Regions from separate parts of the Mus musculus genome. Here region 1 is linked to region 2. The links are chromatin contacts, found by Hi-C in ENCODE. All regions are on one chromosome and are shown on one strand. Each heading gives the region's core, a stretch centred on a gene start or an enhancer-like site at or near the end of the contact. The rest is flanking DNA. Distances are from core to core; before and after follow the strand shown. Region 1 holds the start of Olfr750 (olfactory receptor 750). Region 2 holds the start of Naa30 (N(alpha)-acetyltransferase 30, NatC catalytic subunit).

Region 1 (7,672 bases), core at 3,996-6,495, 1.9 Mb before region 2:
AAATTCTAACTGTACAGGAAATAATCTTAATAGTTGACAAACAAGATTGCACAATATTAAACTACTTCAGTGTCACAAAGGAAGGAATCTTTGTAGTGAAGAAACAGCCTGATGAATGGGGAAAAAATGTTGCTATGCTTTAAAGGAGATAAATGTTAAAAAAAATACAGAACCCCAAAGTTAAATACCAAAAATTATATGACTAATAAATAACCTAATGAACTGAGTAGATAGCTCTCCAAAGAAATGAAACAAAATGGTCAATAAGAATTTGAAAATGTGTCTAATATTCTTAACCATAAGGAAAAAAATTAAAATTACTTTGAGACTGCATGTCATCCCAGTTGAAATGACAAGCAATAAGTGACAACAAATGTTGACCAGGACGAAGGGAAAGAGAAATTATTATTTACTCCTAGTCAGAATAGAAATGGGTACAGCCAGTGTGGAGACTTCAAATACCAAAACCTACCATATACTCAATTCAGCCTTACCTCGAGTACCTGAGTCAGTGTGCCACAGAGTTCCTCGTCTACCTGTGTTCAGTGCCGCTTAACCACAGGAGCTAAGCAATGGAGCCAGTGAACAACCAACAGATGAGCAGGAATGGAAAATATGGATATGTACACACAATGGAATTATCTTCAGCTGTCACACAGAATGCAATTATGACATTCATAGGAAAATGGACGGAAGTAAGCCAAACGCAGAAGACAATTATTATTTTTCCAATATATGGAGTCTATATTTAAATTTATACATACATTGTACACATACATATTTGTAAATGTATATATGTATACATACATGAATCCCACATGTATGTATATATGTAGGATATGGAAGTAGAAGGTGACTATGAAAGAGAGACTAAGGGAGGGAAAACAGAGCCGTCAATAGGATATATGTGTCATTAAATGGGAAGGTGGAAAGGGATTCACAAGATGCTGAGGACGGATATGGAGAAGTGTAGGAGGGCAAATAAAAATAAATAATAAAATCATAATAATAAACATTGTGAAAATGTCTCAAGGAAACCAATTTCTTTGTATACCAGCCAAATTTTTAAATTTTGAAAACCTGGTTCTGTAATTTAAAAAAAAATTATCTCGCCTTATTTTTTCAGTCACTTTAAGTATTAAAATTCAATCAGAAAGTTTTATTTTGAGACAGAATCTTATTATGTATCCCAAGCTGACCTCAAATTCATGATAATCCAGGTACTGGGCTTACAGGCATGAGCCACTAGGTCCCACATTTGTATATAGAGTTCTCTAGACAGCTCTCACACTCCTTGGGTCTTGTCTTTAGATGCATCCATCCCTTAGCTTAGCAAGTGAGAGCTCCTGCTTAGAGTCTGGTTTGGTGCAACAGTTCTCCCAGTGCTCAGGTCCATTCTTGCTCCTTCCTTTACAGTTTAGTGACTGCTTGTCTCACTTTGCCCAGGGTTGTCTTCAGTGCTCTCAGGAGGATTATGTCCAGCAAGGACAGAATCCAAACTGACCCTGGAAGGCCCTGGGTGTTCTTCTACTTGGCTCAGAACCCAACTCACGCTTATTTCAGAGGAGAAGCTGCTCTTCCAGGCTGGAGATTCAGAGTAGGTGAGCGTGCATGCCATTTTTATGCATCTAGTATGTTCCAAGCCTTGTGACTCGTCCCAGAAATTCAAAGGTGGAAACTTGATGCCCTAAAGATGAAGAAAGTACAAGACAGCCAAGAAAGGTTGTAACATAACGAAGCAGGTAAAGCATTAGGTTGGAAAGAAGTCAGCAGAACTGGTCATAGTTCTGGTTGGAAAGTGGCCAGAAAGGTGGGAGGGAGAGGAATTGGTAGGAGAATTGAATAAACTGAGGCTTGATCCTGAACAAGAAGCCACCAGGTCTTTAAGAAGGAGCCTATGGAACATGGAGATGAACACATGCCAGCTTGGACCTGAACAGGAAGCCACCAGGTCTTTAAGAAGGAGCCTATGGTACATGGAGATGAACACATGCAAGCAGATGCCCAGCATCCTTGACAATGTTTTGGGTACATGGAATTCCACATGATTGGCAGGATATAAAGTATATGGCAGGGAGACCCAACAGCAGAGAGGCGGTATGGACAGCCTCTTACTATCTCATCACACCCTTGGGTCTCCCATTATTTTCTACCATAGAACCCAAGGGGAAGAGTCACATTATCATTTTAAGTCCTCAGGGTGAAGAGGTGAAGTCTCTGTTGCTTGAGTTACAGACATTTCCCCCTGAGTGTCATGAGGAGCAAGGCGGTTGATGCTGGTCAGGTGCCATGAGTTCTCTCATTTCCGTGGTTCATGCTTCTCTTGCAGTTGCCTGACTTAGGATGGTTGATGTCAAGTGAAGAAAATATTCTTTGTCTCCTTTTCAGATTTACCAGGCCCAGGATCTAGGAAGTTATCATAGAATCACAAATTTTGAGGACCACTGGGACATGTTTGCACCCCAACTCTCTCTTTTATTGTCTTGCTGTCTGGGTAATTTCTCTCTCCCCAGCCCTGCTGCTCCTTAAGCTCCATATGTCTGGATCAAGTCTTATTTCTCCGCTGGAAACCAAAGTGGCACATGGAAGATTCTACCTTGTAATACAGCGATTTATTAGAGACCAATGACTTTAAGTGATTTTTCCCTGCACTCGATCTAAATCCAGGAGCCAGGAAGAATGTGATCTAAAAGCAAAACAATGGACATTCTATTCCTAAAGCCCGTCAAGTCAAAAAAAATATGTTTTTCAACCACTAGAGAGAATATCTATTGGTAAGTGTGTTGTACTCTTTTTTTTTTTTTTTTTAAACAGGGTTTCTCTCTATAGCCTTGGCTATCCTGGAACTCACCAGGCTGGCCTCAAACTCAGAAATCCACCTGCCTCTGCCTCCTGAGTGCTGGGAATAAAGGCGTGCGCCACCACTGCCCGGCAGTGTTGTACTCTTAAGGTAGAAGTAACAGTCCATGTTCACCCCCTGCCTTCTAGCTTCTGTTCTTGCAGTGACATTTTAGTGCTGAGACAATTGTCTTTCACATGAACTGTGCCTAAGTCAGCCCAGGACCCTGATCATTTTGTAGGAGCCATTCTATCTACAGAAGGAGACTGGGCCCTGAAGTTTGACTTGCTCCTGGTATAAGAAGGGGCAGTATATCCAGAAACAGTGTTTATATCCATCTCTGTGAATCCAAGGCTAACCTGGTCTATATAGCAAGGTCTAAGGTTACTTAGTGAGACCCTGACTCAAATCACTCAATCAGACAAACAGAACAGAGCAAATCTGTGAGGAACAATGTAACACCCTCCTCAGGGTCAGAAAAGCCCCTATGCTCACTAGGCAGGAGATCAGCACCAGAGGCTATGCCAAGGAGAAAAGAACCCAAGGGAAGAGGCCTTACCCGATTTCTTGTTTTCCCAAGTGCAGATTCATCCCCAGAGCTGCAAGGATACCAGGCTACACTCAGTTTCATAGTGCTGCAGGCTGCTGGAAGGGTGGGACGGTGGAGGTGATACTGACTTACAAACCGGGAAGATAAACGTTTCAGGGTCCTACCCTTATGAAATATCAAGGGCATTCTGGAGCAGGAGAGTCATCCCCCGTTACTTCAGATATAGATAGGCTCAGTCCAATGAGGTGGTTTCACAAGGAATGACAGAGAGCCAGGGGGGGAAAAAAATCTGCTTTGAGGTGCCCAGTGCCTTCTCATTACACTTCACTCTTACTTTCTGTTCTTAGGTCAAATGCTTTGCTTCGTGGAAGTGTTCTTGTCCCCTCAAGTGCTCAGTCCTATATTTTAGGCATCTCTTTCTTGAGAGCACTACTTACCCTCTAAGGCTCGTGTTTCACGTTCTTCCTAGCATTCTGTACATATCAGTAGCATTTCTTCGCTACTGGTCACAAGCCCTAATTTTTCTGTCATGTTAGGCATTGGACAGTGATCCAGCAACATGGCCTGTCTTTGAATCGCTAAATACAGAATGCGGCACATGGTGAGAGCAGAGGTAAAACTGTAGTCCTGACCTGCGCAGTGCGATTTCTGTAGATGCTGGAGGGAGAAGTGCCAGCGATGAGCCCCTAAGGCGGATAACCACAAAGCTCCTGTATCCTAGACGAAAGGGGCACGTGCTTCCCACTCCCGCATCTGAGATCCAGAGGTGAGAAGGGGGACCAGAGTAGAGAGTCAGGAGTCTAACATCTGCTGGGAATGGGACCGTTGTCCTAAAATGTCACTGCAAGAATGGGGTGTGTTCGGAACAATTTAGCTAGAGAAAAATCAACGCTCTGAAAATCAACCTTGATGTTTTGCTACTGAGAGTCTTTAGTTTTTTCTTTTCTTTAGTTTGTGTTTTCTGTTATCTTTTAGTGGAGACTTTTAGAGACAGCACTTTACAATACCATCAATTCAACCTTTTTTTTTTTTTTTAAGTTTGTGGGACTGGAATGGCTTGAATCTACTTCATTTCCAGTTTAATTAATTATAACAGTGATTTGCAATTCTGTTTCTGACAGCCTGTTTTTGAAAAGGCTTCAGATTCTGTCTCAGAAGGGAAAATGTCACAAATTGAAAAAAGGCCTCATGGGCTGATATTAATGTTAGCCGGGGCACTTAGCTTGAATGCAACCGAGTAAGTGAATGGATCAATATGGCTTCTTGCTATAGTCAGCCTCCTTTATGTGTACTACACTTACTTCAGAAATGCAAGTAGTTTGTGTCAATCTGAGTTTAGTTAGGTTCTTGGTTTATTGTGAAAATTCTCCATAAAAGGGGAGAATTGGTGTATCAAATACCCTGGTCTCTGCAGCTAATTGTTTAACTGGGTAACTGAAACCCAAGCAAGGACCCCATCTCTTGATCCGCTTCCAAACGTGGGGCAAGCCAAGCCTGGGCTTTGACTTTCGTCCTGATTTTCTCTGCCAGTTCGTTAGGTTGACACAGGAAACTTTTGAATCCTTTGTCCTGTTATTTCTCTTGCTCCTTACCAAAGTTTGTAATTGAAAAGCAGAGCGTAGGAGACCGGGGTGTGTGTAAACAGCAAGAATTCTAAAGCAGGAAATCAGCCGGAGCTCTGTTTCTTCACAAAATCTCATTCTCGTATTTTCACCCAACTCTGATGTTCAGAGATACTTTCCCCATCATAATGAAGAGCCATCAGTCGAGATTTGAGAACAAGATCGTTGAAGATATAGACTCCGGACGCTTTCCTAAGACGTGGCTACCCTTTAGGGGAAATTTCTCTGAGTTTCAGGATGGGTGATAGAACGTCGTTTCATCTTTACAGCTGGGAAAGATAATAATGGCTCCACGTGCGAACCAGAGTGTCGGCACTACGGAGTTTGTCCTGGCAGGCTTCCCGAATCTCAACAGCACAGGAGCGGAAGTGTTCTCCGTGTTCCTTTTCGTTTACCTGTTGACTCTAACAGGCAACACGTTGATTGTTGTCTTGGTGGGGGCGGATCACCGCCTGCAGACACCCATGTATTTCTTCCTGGCTAACTTGTCCTGCCTCGAGATTCTGATCACTTCTGTCATCATTCCGAAGATGCTGAGCAATTTCCTCTCGAGACGGCACACCATTTCCTTTGCTGCCTGTATCACTCAGTTTTACTTTTACTTCTTTCTGGGGGCCTCTGAGTTCCTACTGTTGGCCGTCATGTCTGTGGATCGCTACCTGGCCATCTGCCGTCCTCTGCATTACCCCTTGCTAATGAATGGAGCCGTGTGCTTTCGGGTGGCCTTGGCCTGCTGGATGGGGGGACTCCTCCCTGTGCTTGGCCCCACAGTGGCTGTGGCCTTGCTTCCTTTCTGCAAACAGGGTGCTGTGGTTCAGCACTTCTTCTGTGACAGTGGACCCTTGCTTCACCTGGCATGTACCAACACCACGAGACTGGAGGAGGCTGACTTTGTCCTGGCCTTTCTTGTCATCATGTCCTCGCTCACCATTACTGGTGCGTCCTATGGCCACATAGTCCTGGCGGTCCTGCGCATCCCCTCTGCTTCCGGTCGGCAGAAGGCTTTCTCCACCTGTACTTCTCACTTGATGGTGGTAACCCTCTTCTATGGAAGTGCCATTTTCCTCTACGTAAGGCCATCCCAGAGCGGCTCTGTGGATACTAACTGGTCTGTAACCGTGATAACAACATTTGTGACCCCTCTGCTGAATCCTTTTATCTATGCCTTGCGCAACGATCAAGTCAAGGAAGCTTTGAAAGAGATGTTCAGGAAGGTAGTCGCCAAGCTGTTAGAACAGTCTTTACTTGGGGATAGTTTGAGAAAGAAGACAGCCAGTTGAAAGCGTGGGGACTCAGTCTCAGGTCCACACATCTCCATTGCCAGCTTTTCCTTCATCATGAGAGGAGCCAGGACGAGCTTCAAGGAGAACAAGCCTACATTTCTCTTTCAAGCAAAATGAATTAACTCTATATTATGCGTCGTAATAACAACTCACACTATTTTCAATATCTTATTTTATTAATTATGTGCCTATGTGGGGAATATGGGGTATGCCATGTGAGACTAGGAGTCAGACAGAGATTCTCTGGTAGGTAGACAGGGAGAGGGACCACAGCTAGGTAATAAAGGTGACCAACTTCCAACATTGCTGTCTTTTCTTACCCTCCTGATCTGTTACAAAAACTTGGCAGCTTAAAACAAAGGCCTGGAAGGCTTTTTTCCCCCTTGCCAATAGGCCCCCAGCTGATAGACACAACAGTTATAGGCCAACCAACTATTCTTTCTTCAAACTGATCAACCCTAAATTAGGGGAGCGTGGTGCTTCCATGGACTCAAGTGTATGAATTCTTGGTCCATAGGGAGTAGCACTCTTAGGAGGTGTGGCCTTGTTGGAGTGGGTGAGGTCTCCTTGAAGGAAGTGTGCCACTAGGGGGCAGGCTTTGGATAAATTAAGATGGAATAGAGATGTTGGGCCCAACACTGAATCTAAAATCGATGACCACAACTTTGCTAAAACATAGGTCTCCAGTGTACTCCAGCATCTTCTTCTGTCCCCCAAGAGCACTGCATGCATGTGGCACACACACACACACACACACACACACACACACACACACACACACACACACGTAGCCAAAACACCCATACACCCAAAATAAAATAAAAATTAGAAAAACAAAGCTAAACAGTATGGCTTCATTAACAGAGTCACCAAGTTTACTCCAGATAAGGAGACCGCTTACGATCGTTTCTCTGCCTCGTGTCTGTGGGAGTAGAGTGGCCATGGCACAGGCTGAAAGGAATTCCAGGACCTACATAGGTTTCTCAATGTGCAACAGTAGCACTTTTTAGGACCCCCTGACCCTTTGTTCTGCGTGTGCAGTCTGGCAGGCCCTCTTTGCAATATTTCAAGTCAGTACATTCCTAAAGGCTTTTAACTACAAACTTCCAAAGGTTGTTTTGGAAAATATAAACTACATAGTAAGCCAACATAAACTACAAAGTAAGCCAAGACGCATATCTGTGCCTAAGATGACAGACGTCTTCCGCTGTTTACTTAGTAGGTGTGGTGCGTGCACCTACTCCTTGGTGAGTTCCAGCCAGCTAGGGTTACATGGTGAGACCTGGTCTCAAAAAGGAAAAGAAAGTATAATTGAAGATCAAAAGGCACCTTCAAAAGTTCGCCCCAGCAGCCTGGTGTACATAGTGAGTTCCAGGAT
Region 2 (6,716 bases), core at 806-3,305:
TCCTAAATATGTGCCTTTAGTAAACATCTAAGCCTGTGCTCGCCACACACGGCTGACACCTCAAGTCTAATTAAAGGTTTCATACAGACTGAAACTGAGTCAATATTACTGTTGAGTGATTACTAGATTACTGATGCTGGCAATGTAAACTTAATTATTCATCTTACCCGACAGACAAATATACTCAGCTTACATATAAGTAAAAAAAAAAAGCCTTCACGCAGCTATACCCACACTAACCAATGGTACTAGTTTTTAGACTGTTTTTGAGTAGTTTCACACTTAAGTTTCCTGCATCCCACAAAAGGGCCTTCTATTCAAGTTTCAGGGCCCTCTCAGGCACCGGAAGTGTTAGTGACACCTTCTGCAATAGCACACCTGAAAGCAGGCTGACTACAACTGTTAATGGTCCACAATCAATGAACAGGGCCTGCGATTTCATTCTCCTGTGTGGCCACAGCAAGTTTGCTGACAGCCATGTTGACTAAAGCACATTTAGCGCATATATTCTTCCCCGACCATGGCTGTAACTGAGTTATTACTAAGGCCTGTATCGGATCAAAACCATGTTCCAATTCAATCACAGCAAAGTGCTCTAAGGATGAGGAAGGTTAAACATGATTAGAAGCTAATGTAAACAGGATGTAAGACAGCCCCCATGTGAAACATGCTCTGCACAGGATTGCTGCTGTTCCAAAAGTCACAAGATAACCCAGATCACGAGCTCTTACCTTCCACACAGTTCCACGGAATACCTGGGAAAAGTGCGCACCTTCGCGCCTCCCATCTGTAAGGTACTATGAAAATGAAGGATACATCCACGGCCACACTCCGGGCCCTCACACTCCCTGCCCCGAGTGGCCTGGATCTCTGCTGGGCTCACCCTGTTTTCATTCCATCCACTTACCAAGAAACACAGCTGTGGCCAGTTGTGGATAAAATATCTATACGTATAAATGGAGTAGGGTTCAGACAGATCTTTGGTGATCAGTCTCATGATATCAGGCATTTGGAGCTCAGATTCATATCGGACGTATCGTATCGTCCGATCCTCCCCGGGCTCGGCCTCCCTGCCCTGGGAGCTCCTTAAACTGCAGCCGGTGGTCAGAGACGAAGACAGCAGCCGCACCTGCTCGTCCATCTCCTCCTCCTCCTGCTGCTCGGTGCCCTCCACCAGTCCATTTCGGGCCGCAGCGGGGTCGCTCGCCGCCCCCGCCGCCGCCGCCGCTGCCTCTGACCGGCCGGGGAGTGCAGTTCTTGCATTGTTGGGGACCGAGTGGGGAGGTCTCTCCCCCGGGTGTCCCTCGGCTCCTTTTGTGGCAGTCACTTTGGAGGCCCCGTCGGGGGCGGCCGCCTCCGCTGCACTCAGAACCTTACTCTTGAGGGTCGCCGCGGCCCGGAGGTGTCGCAGTTCTGGGCCGATCAAGCCGTTGAGCTGCTGCTGCTGCTGCTCCGGAGGCAGCTGCGGGCAGCGAAGGCAAGAACGCGCCTTGGCCGAGGTCGCCGCCTCGCCGCCCGCTGGGCTCCCGCAGCCGCCTTCGTGCTCCTCGTCGTCCTCCTCGTCCTCGCTGCAGCAAGCGAGCGCGGCCCCCGCCGGGAACGGGCAGCGGAGCTCCGCCGCCGCTGGGGCCGCAGGCGCTGGTGGTGGGAGGAGGCTGCTAGGCCCAGGCGGTACCTCCGCCATCCTAGAAGCGACACAGCCGAGAGAGGAGGCCATGAGAGGCGGCCGACCGGCGCCAGGCAGCGCGGACTGGCGGGCCGGGGGCGGCCGAGGCGGGGGGAACAAAGGCAGAAACCGTCCCTCACCGAGTGTCCCCAACGCCGCGCCGCCCCCACGCCGCCGCGCCGGCCACCGTCCCTGGCCGCCCGAGCCCCGCCGCCGGCCGTGTCACCGCCTCCCACCCGCCCCTCCTCGCGGCTCACCCCGCGCCGCTCCCCGCCGCCGTTTCCGCCGCTCCTCTCCCTCAGCCACCGCCGCGCCGCAGTCGCCTTCACCGCCGCGGCCGCTCCGCCGCCACCACCGCCACCGCTGTCGCCGCCGCTGCCGAGCCTCTCACCCGGCCGCCGCCGCCGCCGTAAAGCGCCTCGCCTGTTACCCCGGGTAAAGTTTCCTGGGCCAAGCTTTACGACACTTCCCTGCCTGCCGGCTGCCGGGCCAGAAAAGGGGGCGTGGAGGGAGGTGACCTGTGCAGGGGCGGGGCCCGAGGTGTCTCCGGAGGGCTTCCGGGAGGCCGCGTGCCGGGGGTGGGGCTCTAGCCTGGGGTTCCAGAGGTTCCTGCGGAACTCGCCCCGCAGCCTCCCCGGGTGGGCAGGGCTAGGTGCCCTGGGAGCTGCTGGCTGTTGACATCCAACCTCTAGTGCCTTTATGCAGCTGTACTGTTACAACTTTTGCTCTGACCTGGCGCGTGGGGCAGGGAGCGCCGGCTACAAAGGCAGCAAATCCCGGCCTGGACCGCGAATTAGAGGGAATTTAAAACATTGAGCTGTGAAGATAGCATTTTGCAATTTAAAAAAAAGAAGAAGAAGAACCTTTACCTACCCCGTTGGGACAAAAGAATGGCTAGTAGTCTTGTTGCCCCATTCCTCCACCCCAAAGATTGAAGGCATAAATGTGACAAACAGGTGCCGGACAACGAAAGGCAACAACTGGGGGAAGCGACAGAGATGGTGGCGGCTAACAAGCGTACTCCTGATTTGTGGTTGTAATTGTGTTAGGTTGGGAAGCACCTGGTAAGAGTTCACGGGATCCTCCCATGTGATATGCTAAGCAGGTGTAAAAACTTTGAGCGTGTGGGTTACCTCTGCTCTAATCCACAGCTGGTAGTTTTCTGCATATCTGATCTGAGAGTTGAGTAACTCACACGCATACTAATCAAGTTACTTATTAACTTGTAGGAGCTGAAGAGATGAGTCAGCAGTAAGGAACACTAGGGTTAGATTCCCAGCACCCAAATGGCAGTTCACAACTGTCTGTAATCCCAGGTCAAAGGGAGGCTACAGCCTTTTCTGGCCTCCAAGGGCATCAGGAATGTGCACAGATACGCCTACATACAGGCAAACACCCATAACAAGTTTAAAAAGAATAAAATGTGTTAGATAGCTTTTTTATTTATTTCAACTGATTTATAGAGCTAGTCAGGTATGCCCAAGATTCATGTTTTCAGAGATAGGCTTTTATGACAGGTGTTTGCAACTTTGTGCCATAATCTAAACTGAAAAAAAAAAAAAGTGAGCTGCAGTAGTCAGCACATGTCTGGAATCCAAGTACTCAGAAGGCAAAAGTAAAAAGCTATGGAATTCAAAGGAAGCCTGGGCTGCATAGCAAAACTGTTTCTAAAAATAAATACTAAGTAAAAATAAAAATAAATTTCAAGTGAGATTAACCTGCACTGTGGCATGGTTTGAGACACGAGGGTGACAATCCTTTTCACTAAGACTATTAAAGGACACCACCAGCTCAAACAGAGAGACTCAGCCTCTAAAGATGATAAAATGTGTAAGTATCTACCAAGTATTGTACAAAGTGCCCTCTATACACTACGACTTTTATGAGTTCGTGTCTTACAAAAGTACATTCCTGTATAAACAGGCATGAAAACACATATATATTTCAGTTTTCTCAGTAATATGGAAGAAATAATTAAGTAGCTATAAATTTGAGAATGACTAAATAAGCTACTTTGCTTTTTTTTTCTCTGTATGATGTGTGTGCCAACGTGTGTGCCTGTGTATGTTGGTGAGTGTGTGTGTGTGTGTGTGTGTGAACACACGTGTACAGGTATGTTCAGGCCTGAGGATGCTTGACACGGATGTTAGAAATCCTCCTCCATTGCTTATGTGCCTTGTTCTTTGAGGTGAGCTCTCGAAGTTGAACCTGAAGCTCCCCAGTAGAGCTAGTTTTTCAAAGCAGATTGCTCCAAAGATCCTTCTTTCCCACCTGCTCAAGCTGGAATTACACGATCCATCACACCCACCCAGCATTTACGTATGTTCTGAGGACTTTGAACTCAATAGAGTTCACTTGCATGGCAATTTAGCCATCTCACTGTCCTAGATTAAAATAAAGCCTACTACTGTTAAAGTATGCTATTGTTTTCAAAAACAGAAAGAAATATTGCTATTGGTTCTCTTGTAGCTCCTATGACTCCTCTGAAAATTACTCCCACAATTATTCACTATAAAATAACCATTTGTTATGTGTGCTACCTAGCCTTAACTTGACATAAGCTAGAGTTAAGAGAAAGGAGGGAACCTCCATTGAGAAAATGCCTCCTTAAAATCTGGCTGTAAGGTATTTTCTTAGTGATTGATGTGGGAGGGACCGGCCCATTGTGGGTAGTGCCATTCCTGGGCTGGTGGTCCTGGCATCTGAAAGAGAGCAAGCTGAGCAAGCCATGAGGAGCGAGCCAGTAAGCAGCACACCTCCATGGCCTCCGCATCAGCTCCTGCCTCCAGGTTCCTGGCCTGATTGAGTTCCTGACCTGACTTCCTTTGATGATGAACAATGAAATGGAAGCATGAGCCAAACATCCTCCCCGGCTTGCTTTTAGGCCCCAGGGTTTCATTGCAGCAGTAGAAACCCTACCTAAGACCATTTTGGAAAAGTTGAGTTTCTAAAGGTATTTCCATGGAAACACATCCTAAAGCCAAGCTAATGAACCGCACCTGTACTCTCAGCACCTGGAAAGCAGAAGCAGGAGAACTGCCACAAGTTCAAGACCAACCGAGTCAATATATGGAGTTCTAGACTAGGCATGACTACGGAATCAGTATGGCATAATCCTCTTTGTCCTCTTCAAAAAACACAAAACAAAATTAATTTGCAAACCCAAGCATGGTGACATGTACGTATAACCTTAGCATTTGAGATGCTGAGGTAGGAAGGTTGCAAGTTCAAAGCCAGCCTTTGCTACAAGGTGAGTTCAAATTGAGCATGGCCTATGTGTAAGACCCTGTCGAGAAAAATACAATACAATCATATCTTTAAACATATGACTATGTCATTTAAAGATAAACATTTAGCTCAGATACATAACCACCTATAATCCCAGCATCCAAAAACCTGAGGGAAGAGAATCATGATTTTGAGATCAGCTTGGGCTACACAGTAAGAGTCTATCACACAAAAGAACAAATATAGGGGCTACAAAGATGGCTCTGTGATTAAGAGCACTTGTCACTTTGTGTGGGGGGGGGAGGTTAGATATTTTCTTTATTTACATTTCAAAAGCTATCCCAAAAGATCCCTATACCCTCCCCCTGCCCTGCTCCCCTACCCACCCACTCTCACTTCTTGGCCCTGGCATTCCCCAGTACTGGGGCATATAAAGTTTGCAATACCAAGGGGCCTCTCTTCCCAGTGATGGCCGACTAGGCCATCTTCTGCTACATATGCAGCTAGAGATACGAGCTCTGGGGGTACTGTTTAGTTCATATTGTTGTTCCACCTATAGAATTGCAGACCCCTTGAGTTCCTTGGGTGCTTTCTCTAGCTTCTCCATTGGGGACCCTATGTTCCATCTTATAGATGACTGTGAGCATCCACTTCTGTATTTGCCAGGCCCTGGCATAGCCTCATATGAGACAGCTATACCAGGATCCCTTCAGCAAAATCTTGCTTGCATATGCAATAGTGTCTGGGTTTGGTGGCTGATTATGGGATGGATCCCTGGGTAGGGTAGTCTCTGGATGGTCCATGCTTTTGTCTTAGCTCTAAACTTTGTCTCTATAACTTCTTTCATAGGTATTTTGTTCCCTATTCTAAGGAGGAATGAAATATCCACCCATTGGTCTTCCCTCTTCTTGATTTTCTTGTGTTTTGCAAATTGTATCTCGGGTATTCTAAGTTTCTGGACTAATATCCACTTATGAGTGAGTGCATATCTAATGACTTCTTTTGTGATTGGGTTACCTCACTAAGGATGATATCCTCCAGATACATCCATTTGCCCAAGAATTTCATAAATTCATTGTTTTTAATAGCTGAGTAGTACTCCATTGTGTAAATGTACCACATTTTCTGTATCCATTCCTCTGTTGAGGTACATCTGGGTTTTTTCCAGCTTCTGGCTATTATAAATAAGACTGCTATGAACATAGTGGAGCATATGTTCTTATTACCAGTTGGGACATCTTCTGGGTATATGCCCAGGAGAGGTATTGCTGGAGCTTCCAGTAGTATTATGTCCAATTTTCTGTGGAACCGCCAGACTGATTTCCAGAGTGGTTGTACAAGCTTGCAATCCCATCAATGGAGGAGTGTTCCTCTTTCTCCACATCCTCACCAGCATCTGCTGTCACCTGAATTTTTGATCTTAGCCATTCTGACTGGTGTGAGGTGGAATCTCAAGGTTGTTTTGATTTGCATTTCCTTGATGATTAAGGATGTTGAACATTTTTTCAGGTGCTTCTCAGCCATTCCGTATTCCTCAGTTGAGAATCTTTGTTTAGTTCTGTACCCCATTTTAATGGGGTTATTTGAATTTCTGGAGTCCAGCTTCTTGAGCTCTGTGTATATATTGGATATTAGTCCCCTATCAGATTTAGGATTGATTAAAAATCCTTTCCCAATCTGTTGGTGGCCTTTTTGTCTTATTGACGGTGTTTTTTGTCTTACAGAAGCTTTGCAATTTTATGAGGTCCCATTTTTCAATTTTTGATCTTACATCACAAGCGATTGCTCTTCTGTTTAGCAATTTTTCCCCTGTGCCCATATC

Evidence for each region. Hi-C counts contacts between places; a loop is a spot of excess contacts on that map.
Region 1: a loop to region 2 is called in a map of left cerebral cortex, with 4 times the contacts of the local background. The contact joins the promoter of Olfr750 here to the promoter of Naa30 in region 2. A Hi-C loop is called at or near these places in 2 of 37 maps with a recorded cell type or tissue (T-helper 1 cell and left cerebral cortex).

The regions. Positions count from the first base shown.
Region 1 is chr14:51,069,015-51,076,686 of GRCm38, reverse strand. It overlaps Olfr750 (olfactory receptor 750), which reads left to right and starts at 5,245. Exons shown (of 1, transcript NM_207558.2): 1 at 5,245-6,376. The coding sequence starts at 5,296. The coding sequence ends at 6,291.
Region 2 is chr14:49,167,585-49,174,300 of GRCm38, reverse strand. It overlaps Naa30 (N(alpha)-acetyltransferase 30, NatC catalytic subunit), which reads right to left and starts at 2,055. Exons shown (of 5, transcript NM_027492.2): 1 at 1,924-2,055; 2 at 908-1,685. The coding sequence starts at 1,684.